Linked DNA regions of Homo sapiens: region 2 is linked to region 1. A link is an interaction called in ENCODE POLR2A ChIA-PET data of the cell type or tissue named here. Cell type or tissue: GM12878. All regions are shown on one strand. Each heading gives the region's core, and the rest is flanking DNA. Links, peaks and the distances in the headings are about the cores only.

Region 1 (4,407 bases), core at 266-4,265:
ACCATTTGACTAACAAAGAACTAAAAAATAATTTTTGACTACGGGCTTTCAAAAAAGAACTCAAGAGATCTCCATTTTCATTGTGTGTTTTTTTCTTTGTGTGTGTTTTTTTCTGTAACACAAAATCAATTCCACTTCCTTTGCACACAGACATAGTTACACCAAGAGCGAGAGCTAGCCTACATAGCTGTTTCTCACTGTGGTTGCTATTGGCATTTTATTGACAGTGACAGCTACCTCGTGAGTTTAAAAATCCAGCCCTACCCCACCCAGTCCTCTTAGATATCAGCAGTGATTCTCAATCAGTGTGGACAAGCTGAAACTTAGCACTGCAAATGTCCTATAGAAGGTTTGGATAGTATACCACATAATTGAGCCTAAATTTATGGCCCATTACACTGAAAAGTTATTTAAAGGCAACAAACCATGCTTTATCCATCTTTGATCTCCATATCTTATCAAGAGAGACTATGATCTTTCTTTCTTTTTTTTTTTTTTTAACACGAGACTGGAGTTTTATTATTACTCAGTCTTCCAAAAAGACTATGATCTTTCAACCTTCTTACATAGTCACTTTCTGCAGAAAGACAATAACCTTTTACCCGATTCACACCCTAAAAATCTGAAGTCCTTCAACCATGATAATTTACTGTAAACTTAAATATAAGTGCTTGCATGTAATATCTCACTCTCATAGTGAAAAGAGCAGATGGTCTATTATTATACATATCAAACAGATACTACAAGATTAAGAATGGTAAAGAGTTTATTCTACAAAGTTTTGGTACATTCAAATTATTTCATTAAAATGCTTTAAAGAAATCAAGGAATGACTCAAATTTAAATTTACTCAAGTCACATTTTTCACTTCTTAAGGGGCTTAAAGAAAACATACACACTCACATAAAAGATCATTAAACCTATACTGCTTGTTTAGAAAAGTAATTTATATTAGATGAGTAAAGAATAACATATAAACAAGAGTAAATTCACCAAAGGATTTTAGTTTTATAGAGCTGATAAAGCAGAAAATAAGCATTATCTAAAATGCCTGATTTATTAGTCTCAAAGGATTCCTAAATACCATCCCTGTGTCTGTGTTGACTAAAATTAGTCCTACTCCCCTAAGTAACTTACTTATCTAGTAGACTCTTCCAGAGGCAGAGACTAAGTACAGTACTTTAAAGGGCAAGTTACAGCTGCTGTCAGTTATAAACTTGGCATGAACACTTTAGCAAATCTCTCAGGGTGGGAAACAACTAGATTAGAATAAGGAAGGCATTAATTTGTTCTTCTATTATAGCCTTTATCACACAGCTGCAATGATTTGTTTACCTCTCTGTCCTTCCCAGTGAACTGTAACTCATGGGAGAATCTGTGCCATTCATTTTTAACCCCAGCACTGTCTGGAACATAGTAGGTACTCTTGAACCATAAGCTAAAATAAATTTGAAAAACAGATTTTACAATGGAAGCAACCACAATTTAAATAGCAGAGCTAAACAAAACTTCCTAACACTGTTTAAAAGAATATGTTAGGTGTTAGATGAGTTAAGAGAAAGTCACAGCTTTCAAGGAGTTTTCAAACCATCTTGGTATGCCAGATATATTATAGCTTTCCTTTAAATCCTTTTAGACAACAGAATAAGTTAAAGGATATTTCAGATTTTAAAAGGAATTACACGCCTGCTACATGGCAAAGTTTTTTAACCAGGGTCTTAGATTCTTGAGGGTATGCAAAGAAATAATACTGAATTATAATATTTCATACAGCCTGAAAGAAACAATACATTTATTTGAAAAATAATTTGTTAGGGTTACCCATGCTAAATAAAAATCTGCCAAATCAACATGGTAATAAAGTTGGCAAGGTCTAAATAATAATGAATACAATCTTACCCAGTAAATACCATTTGGTAAAAAAAACACTTAACTCCACATCTAACTAACATCTGCTCCAAAATTTGCTGTTTCTACACTATCTCCCACTCATAAATCAACCCATGACAATCTAGCTTCCTCTTTTATGCTGCGTTGAAACTACTCTTCCAGGTGACCATTGATCCTGTTCTTAAATCTAATGGACACATTTAGCCCTAATCTAACCTACTAGCAACCTTTGCTACTGTTAACCACTCCCTATTGAAATGTTCTTCTGCCTTCATTTCTCTGATGTCTGACTCTTATTCTCACTACACTGTCATCTCTAGCTGCTTGTTTTCACTTTCCACTGTCCTTTTTTTCGAAGAAGTCAAAGCAGTCAGTAGGGAGGGGCTGGATGGCACAGCAGCCTTTATAATTGCTTTCATCTGTTTTTAGTCAGAGTAAACGAGATTCGTTTATTGATAATAATAAAAATTTATTTGCATGTGCATTTACAGGGCCTATTTATTTTGTTTCTCTCATATTTCAGAATTCCACAATTCAATTAAAATGATGAAACCACAATGTAACAGTCTGGCTCAGTGAAAGTGTAAAAAAGAAAAAACCACCCAGGTTTTCTTATCCTAAAGGCCCAAGCACAGCTCCTGTTTCCCACACCCTTTAGTCTATAAAGAAATATGCCAGCCCAAAGCAGAATAGGTGACTCACCTCCCTCCCTGGGGCTGTTAGATAACTATTTTGGCTTTTGATAGCTGTCATTTTCAGTACAGATTATTCATTCATGCCAACAAAGTACTTAATTAAGCAGAGTATATGATAAAATTTTAATGTGAATGATCTCAAACACAGGTATCTTGAACTATAGAAATTTTTGGTCTACGGTCAAGTCAGTTGGTATCATCTTATCCCAAACATTTATGATAGCTGTCTCTTGGGAGGTTGGTCTAATTTTGCAAGGTTATACTTACAAAACCAAAAACAATCCCTCTGAATTTACCAAAACCAGAACAAACTTAAAAGTTAACACACTACAGATTAGTGGTTCTTAAACTTCAGCATGCATCAGAATCACCTCAATCACCTGTGAAAACACAGATTCCTGAGCCTCACTCAGTTGATCGAACACTTCATGAGACTGTCTAACAACTTCTCAGATAACAGTGATGCCAATGCTACTGGTCTGGAGAGCCACTACTGACAGAAAGTGTAGCCTCAACCTTGACTAGGGAACAAACTGCTGGATTGTCACCTTGATCCAAAAGTTTCCTCAAACAAATATAAGCAAATTACTTATGGTTCTTTATTATGCTATTCTTTTTTTTTTTTTTTGAGACAGTGTCTCGCTCTGTTGCCAGGCTGGAGTGCAGTGCACTCAGCTCACTGCAACCTCCGCCTCCTGGGTTCAAGCGATTCTCATGCCTCAGCTGGGATTACAGGCATGCACCACCATATCCAGCTAATTTTTGTATTTTTAGTAGAGATGGGGTTTCACCATGTTGGTCAGGATAGTCTCGATCTCCTGACTCCGTGATCTGCCCGCCTCGGCCTCCCAAAGTGCTGGGAGTACAGGCGTGAGCCACCACACCCGGCCTATTATGCTATTCTTGATGTGCATGGATAACTGAAAGCAGACTACTTTCTAAAAATATTACTTGAGTTGATTTTTTTGTGTGTTTTGATTTTTAGTACCAAGTATACTAATATTTTTCCATTTAAGCCTTATAATACACAAATATACATAAACACTGCAAATAATTTCTTTTATTCAAAAAATGTGGAGACTCATATTGATACATTCTGAACATATGTTAAATTACTTTAAACACCTAAAAAAATTAAATTTTTAAAAGTTTAACAGAGAATCTTAGGTACCTACTTTCTTTTGCTCTCCCAGAAAATAAACTACTTTGTTTTCTCCTATTCTATTGTTCTATTTAGGCATTTTAGAAACCTTTCATCTTTACAGTAAGTTTCCTAGTAAAATAAGCTTTTGAAAAGCTCAAAAAATAAAGTTAATTTTATATAATCCTGTGCAGTTTACCAAATATAAGAACATACTATATCTCCAGTTAAATATGAGAACCAAATGTTCTATCATTTTCCAGTCTCACTGGTGTTGAAATTTTCAGCTATAGTCAAAGAAGAGATTTCTAAATTAAAACTGTGTTTTTCCTTCTGTTCAGGAGCTAGAAGGCAACATGAACACTTGAATGTCACACCAGCTGCTCTGTCGGCCTACTCAGTTCTTAAGAGCTTCTATCCTGTCAATTCACAAGAACCTACACTTACATGCTTAAGGAAACAGGATGCTCATTATGTCACTGAAAAGAGCTCACAAAAATAAAGTTGGCAATATTGAGGGAGGCATAACTCTTATCTGTAAATTTAACATGAGCTTTCTGTTTTCTTAATTAAAAACTCTAGATTTCAATAAGATTTATTACAGTTCTTCACCAACTGAATAGAGAACTAAGGGAAGAAGGCACTTTCCCATTTCTTTATCTCGTTCTATTTATATAGTTT
Region 2 (4,407 bases), core at 108-4,107, 180 kb after region 1:
AAAACAAAAACCATCCTTTTTTATCATTTATCATTTTTCCTTTTTAACTATTATCTGATTTTTTAAAACTTTTATTTCAGGTTTGGGGGGTATGTGTGAAAGTTTGTTACATAGATAAACATGTGTCCTGGGGGTTTAGTGTATAGATTTTTTCATCACCCAGGTATTAAGCCCAGTACCCAATAGTTATCTTTTCTGCTCCTCTCCCTCCTCCCACCCTCCACCCTCAAGTAGACCCCAGTGTCTGTTGTTTCCTTCATTGTGTTCATAAGCTCTTATCACTTAGCTCCCACTCATAAGCGAGAATGTGATATTTGGTTTTTTGTTCCTGTGTTAGTGCTAAGGACAATAACCTCCAGCTCCGTCCATCTATCATTTTTCAAAAAGAAATTTTGACATTAGGCAAAGATCAAAACCGAATTTTGGGCAAAGTGACTTTCTGATCATTTCACTAAGTGGAAGCAACAATTGCCATGAAGCATAATATGAAACCTCAATGTAGAAATGGTGGACTGTAACAGCATGTGAAAGTCAAGTTTCAACTTATTTCTTGGAATTTCTGGGCAGAAGTGAGAATCCTCTCAATAATAGCACATGTTAACATAGTCATAAGCAATTACTTTTTAAAATAGAAAAGGTCCCTTGAGATCTATTTATTCAAACTGCATTGCATATAGCTAGGGAATTCTCAGAACTGCAGTGATTAACTCCGTAATATGGTTCAGCTTTCTTTATTGTTTGGGGCTCAGCGATTCTTGTGCTATACAAACAGGCATCATTCTCCTTAGCTGAAACAAAATGATTGGTCTGATACTAGATATAAGTTTTTCAAGATGATGTAGGATAATTAGAAGTGATTCCTTTAGATCATATTGTCTAATTATTATTTCTGTCCTAAGTGCAGATGAACCTTTATGAAAATGTCTCTCCAGAAAGATTCATCTTCATGATGAAAGGCTGTCACCACGGAATTTCCATTACCCAGTGAACCTGCATACATAATAGCCAGAGGTAGAGGCTCATTATTTTCTTTTCTGCTCTTTGATCCACTCTAGAAATTTTGGAAAGTTTGAATAATATGGAATCATCTGAATCTTATTTAAATTTAAATGTTTTCATTTCTGGGAAGTTTAAGTAATATTCATTTGTGTTCATTTTGTTAGCAAAGCCAAGATTTTGTTGATACAGACATGTATTATATAATCTTAAAGTTTTTTTCTCCCCACATTGTCTCGAGTTATTTTTTGACAAAGTTAAATTGATAAAAAAGTTTATTATCTTTTTATTGTATAAAGAGATAACTTCTAAAATGCTACATATTTTTGGTACAAAAACTCATGCTAATTTGTTTTGAGTAGTACATCTGAACTTACGATGGCCTTTGGCCTATAGAAAACAGAATGCCTGACCTATTCTTGGATTTTATTATGCAGTAGACAGGACAATGTTAGTATAAAACACATGGTTAAAACTGGACAGAAACAGTCTGAATAAACTGTTGCAAACCTTCAATGAAGTGAAGAGGTAACAATTTCTACAAAGGGATTGTTCCATTTTGGGCCAAAATTATAGCTCTGCAAGGGTATAAGAAGTTCACCAGATGGGAGGCCGCTTGAATTTGCAACCATATATATCTTTTTCTGCTGAAAGAAAGAGACATTTTTTCCCTGACATGTTATCAGGGAAATTGTCATTTTTATTCTTTATCTGTCACTCAAAGTTGTCACTACATTTAGTGGCTATTTATTCTGCACATTATTCCTACCTCTAATAGTGCTGTCAGCCTATCTGGTATTTGTGTGCCAGCAACACATTTCTTTCTACTTCAAACACAACTTCTGGAAAGTAACTTCCTCCTTCTGTTATAAATCCCAAGAAAATCATTGCAAGAAGCTCTAGTCTGTCCAAACTCCTTTCTGTTCCTTATTTTTAATCAAAATAGGAACTAGTGACATTTTTCTTGATCAGTGGAGCATTGTTTTGAATTATTCCTTGAGTTGAAGTGTTCGATTCAAGAAGATAGCTTCATGCATTTCCACTGAACCTTCTTTGGGGTAAATGGCACAAATTCAAAGTTGAATGGTGAGAGGTAAAAGTGCAAATTGATCTGTAACCCTCATATTATAAATATTTCAACAAACTGAGCTCAATAGTATTAAGAAATAATGAAATCAATTTTTATTATTATTTTTTTTTTCACATTTGTCATAGAACTCAGAAGCGAATCCCCACTCAGACACACTGTAGCCTGAACAACAAACTGGGAATTCCAACTACTTTGTGATTTTGAGGAAATTTTTTTTTTTTGTAAAATAAAACAAAAATCAAACCAAAACAAACCAAAAAAACTGAGTACTCTAATCTTTTCTTTACCACAGATGTGCTACATGATTATAAAAAAGTTAATTAGCTTCCCCAGTCCAGTAATTCCCTTGTCAATGAACTGAAAACCAAAGTTATTGCACGGGACAAAAATACTAAGATTGTTCTTCAAAGATTTTCACTGTGATTCCTTATTTAAATGTTTATAATAACAATCTATTTATCAAAAAAGTTAACTAATATCTAACAAAGAAGATAAAGACTAAAACATGATTCTTTGAAGCAATCATGAAAGTATTCTGAAATGTATTACCTAAATGAGCTTAGAAGCAAAAAATGCCAGATGGCTTTAGAATTTTCACTTCCAAAAGGAATTTTTGTACTGGATCTTGTCTCCTCAGGGGACAAATATTTCATCCTATATGACTGTAGCAATTATTTTCTAATGTATGATTGGTGAACCTAGTTATGGAGCACAGTTAATCCAGAAAGGCTAAAATACGTCAATAGAAAGAAATAATCTCCCAAAGAAGAATCTATCCCCTTCACTTAAATAGTGGTTGCATCATGTGATACTGGATAAGTCCTGGGATGTCGATCAGGACACTTAGGATCCAGTCCTGCCTCTTCTACTAAGAAGTCTCCTGACCACGTTGGGCCTCAGTTTCTTCACATATAAAATAAGAGGGTTAGGCCAAATAATCCTTAAGATCTCTTCCAATTCAAAGATTTCACTTAACAATTTAGAAACTAATTTATATTGCATACACGCATGGAAAAGTTAAAAAATCATTTTAAAAGTTGATATAACCATTTTGAAAGTGGAGAATAAACAGGTTGCAGCACACTGTATTTAGTTAAAATGACTGAAAGGCTGTGATTGAGAATGGTGGCATTCTCATCTTAAAATAAAATCTATATACTGCACATTGGACAATGAACAACCCCTAAAAACATCGGGAAATGCTAGCTAGCAATTTGACTTTAGAATAGCTTTGTTTTTTCTGAACCAGGGTTTCTTAACCTCGTCACTATTGACATTTTGGGATGGATCGTTATCTGTTGTTGGTGGGGAGGTGCTCTGTTGCTCATTTTAGGGTGTATAGTAACTTCCCCAGCCTTTATCCACTAGATGCCAATAATATTTTCATCTCCTACATTGTGACAACCAGAAAAGTTTCTGGACATTTGTCCCCATTGAGAATCACTGCTCTAAAGTGAACGAGCCTTCTCTGGCCTCTTGTTTTAACCTTGCACATGGTACCAGAGTTGTGAGACTCCAATACCTTTAAAACAAGTATCCAAGGCCCATTGTGCCTTGAACATAGTTCTATGAAGACAAGCACTAAAAATAAGACTTGTTAATATTAGTATGAAAATTGTAATATATGGATACTTACTTGTGCCAGGCACTGCACAATCTATGTTTCCTGAATTCATTGTTCATGAAGTTAATGCCCTCATTATATGAAATATTGAAATCCATCCTCACAGTCCTTGCTTTCTGGCTGAGGACACACATGATCCATAAATCTAAAATGGGCTTTAGAACAGTTACAAAGTAGTCTGCCGATGAAGTGAGTGTGAGTGAAGAGAGCGCTGAGTAAATGGCTGATAAGGGAGGCGTGGGGAGAGGAGTGACGAGTCCGAGTCCTTGCAGCCAGAGGTAGGGCACAGGCGGGAGACAAGCTGCGGGTGGGGGACAGCAGGCACCCCAGCAGCAGTGAGAACTCAAAACTAGAGCAGACGGCTGTGAAGACTGGGAGCAAAGGTTCAGTTTGGCAGGAGGAATAAATTCTGAAAATATATTGTAGAGCATGGTGGCTGTAGTTGAAAATGTACTGTGTACTTGAACATTGCTAAGAGAGCAGATTTTAAATGTTCTCACTGCAAGAAAAAAGGTAAGGATGTGAGGTGATGGATATGTGAATAGCTTGATGTAATCATTACACAATGTATGCATATATCAAAACATCACGCGACACCCCATAAATTTACACAATTTTTGTCAATTAAAAATCACTCAATCAATCATCAATCAATAAGATAATTAAAATAAAAAGACCGTGGGAGGAGCTTGCAGAG

What was found. Peaks named below come from ENCODE experiments on the same cell type or tissue, not always from the same donor. Only the 100,000 strongest peaks of a DNase experiment are listed, where the experiment ranks them.
Region 2: POLR2A ChIA-PET joins it to region 1 with 6 read pairs; 3 of 35 experiments call an interaction of 5 or more read pairs at or near these places.

What each region holds. Positions count from the first base shown.
Region 1 is chr12:89,661,654-89,666,060 of GRCh38, forward strand. All of the region lies in intron 1 of ATP2B1 (ATPase plasma membrane Ca2+ transporting 1), which reads right to left. Among named protein-coding and RNA genes, the nearest start is that of ATP2B1, 45 kb to the right of the region's middle. RefSeq lists an enhancer at 72-121. In GM12878, for the core only: no CTCF peak of the experiment used is centred there; a DNase peak (open chromatin) is centred at 2,098; H3K4me3 peaks cover 562 bases; H3K27ac peaks cover 1,811 bases.
Region 2 is chr12:89,844,969-89,849,375 of GRCh38, forward strand. No RefSeq gene overlaps it. Among named protein-coding and RNA genes, the nearest start is that of LINC02399, 100 kb to the right of the region's middle. In GM12878, for the core only: no CTCF peak of the experiment used is centred there; no DNase peak of the experiment used is centred there.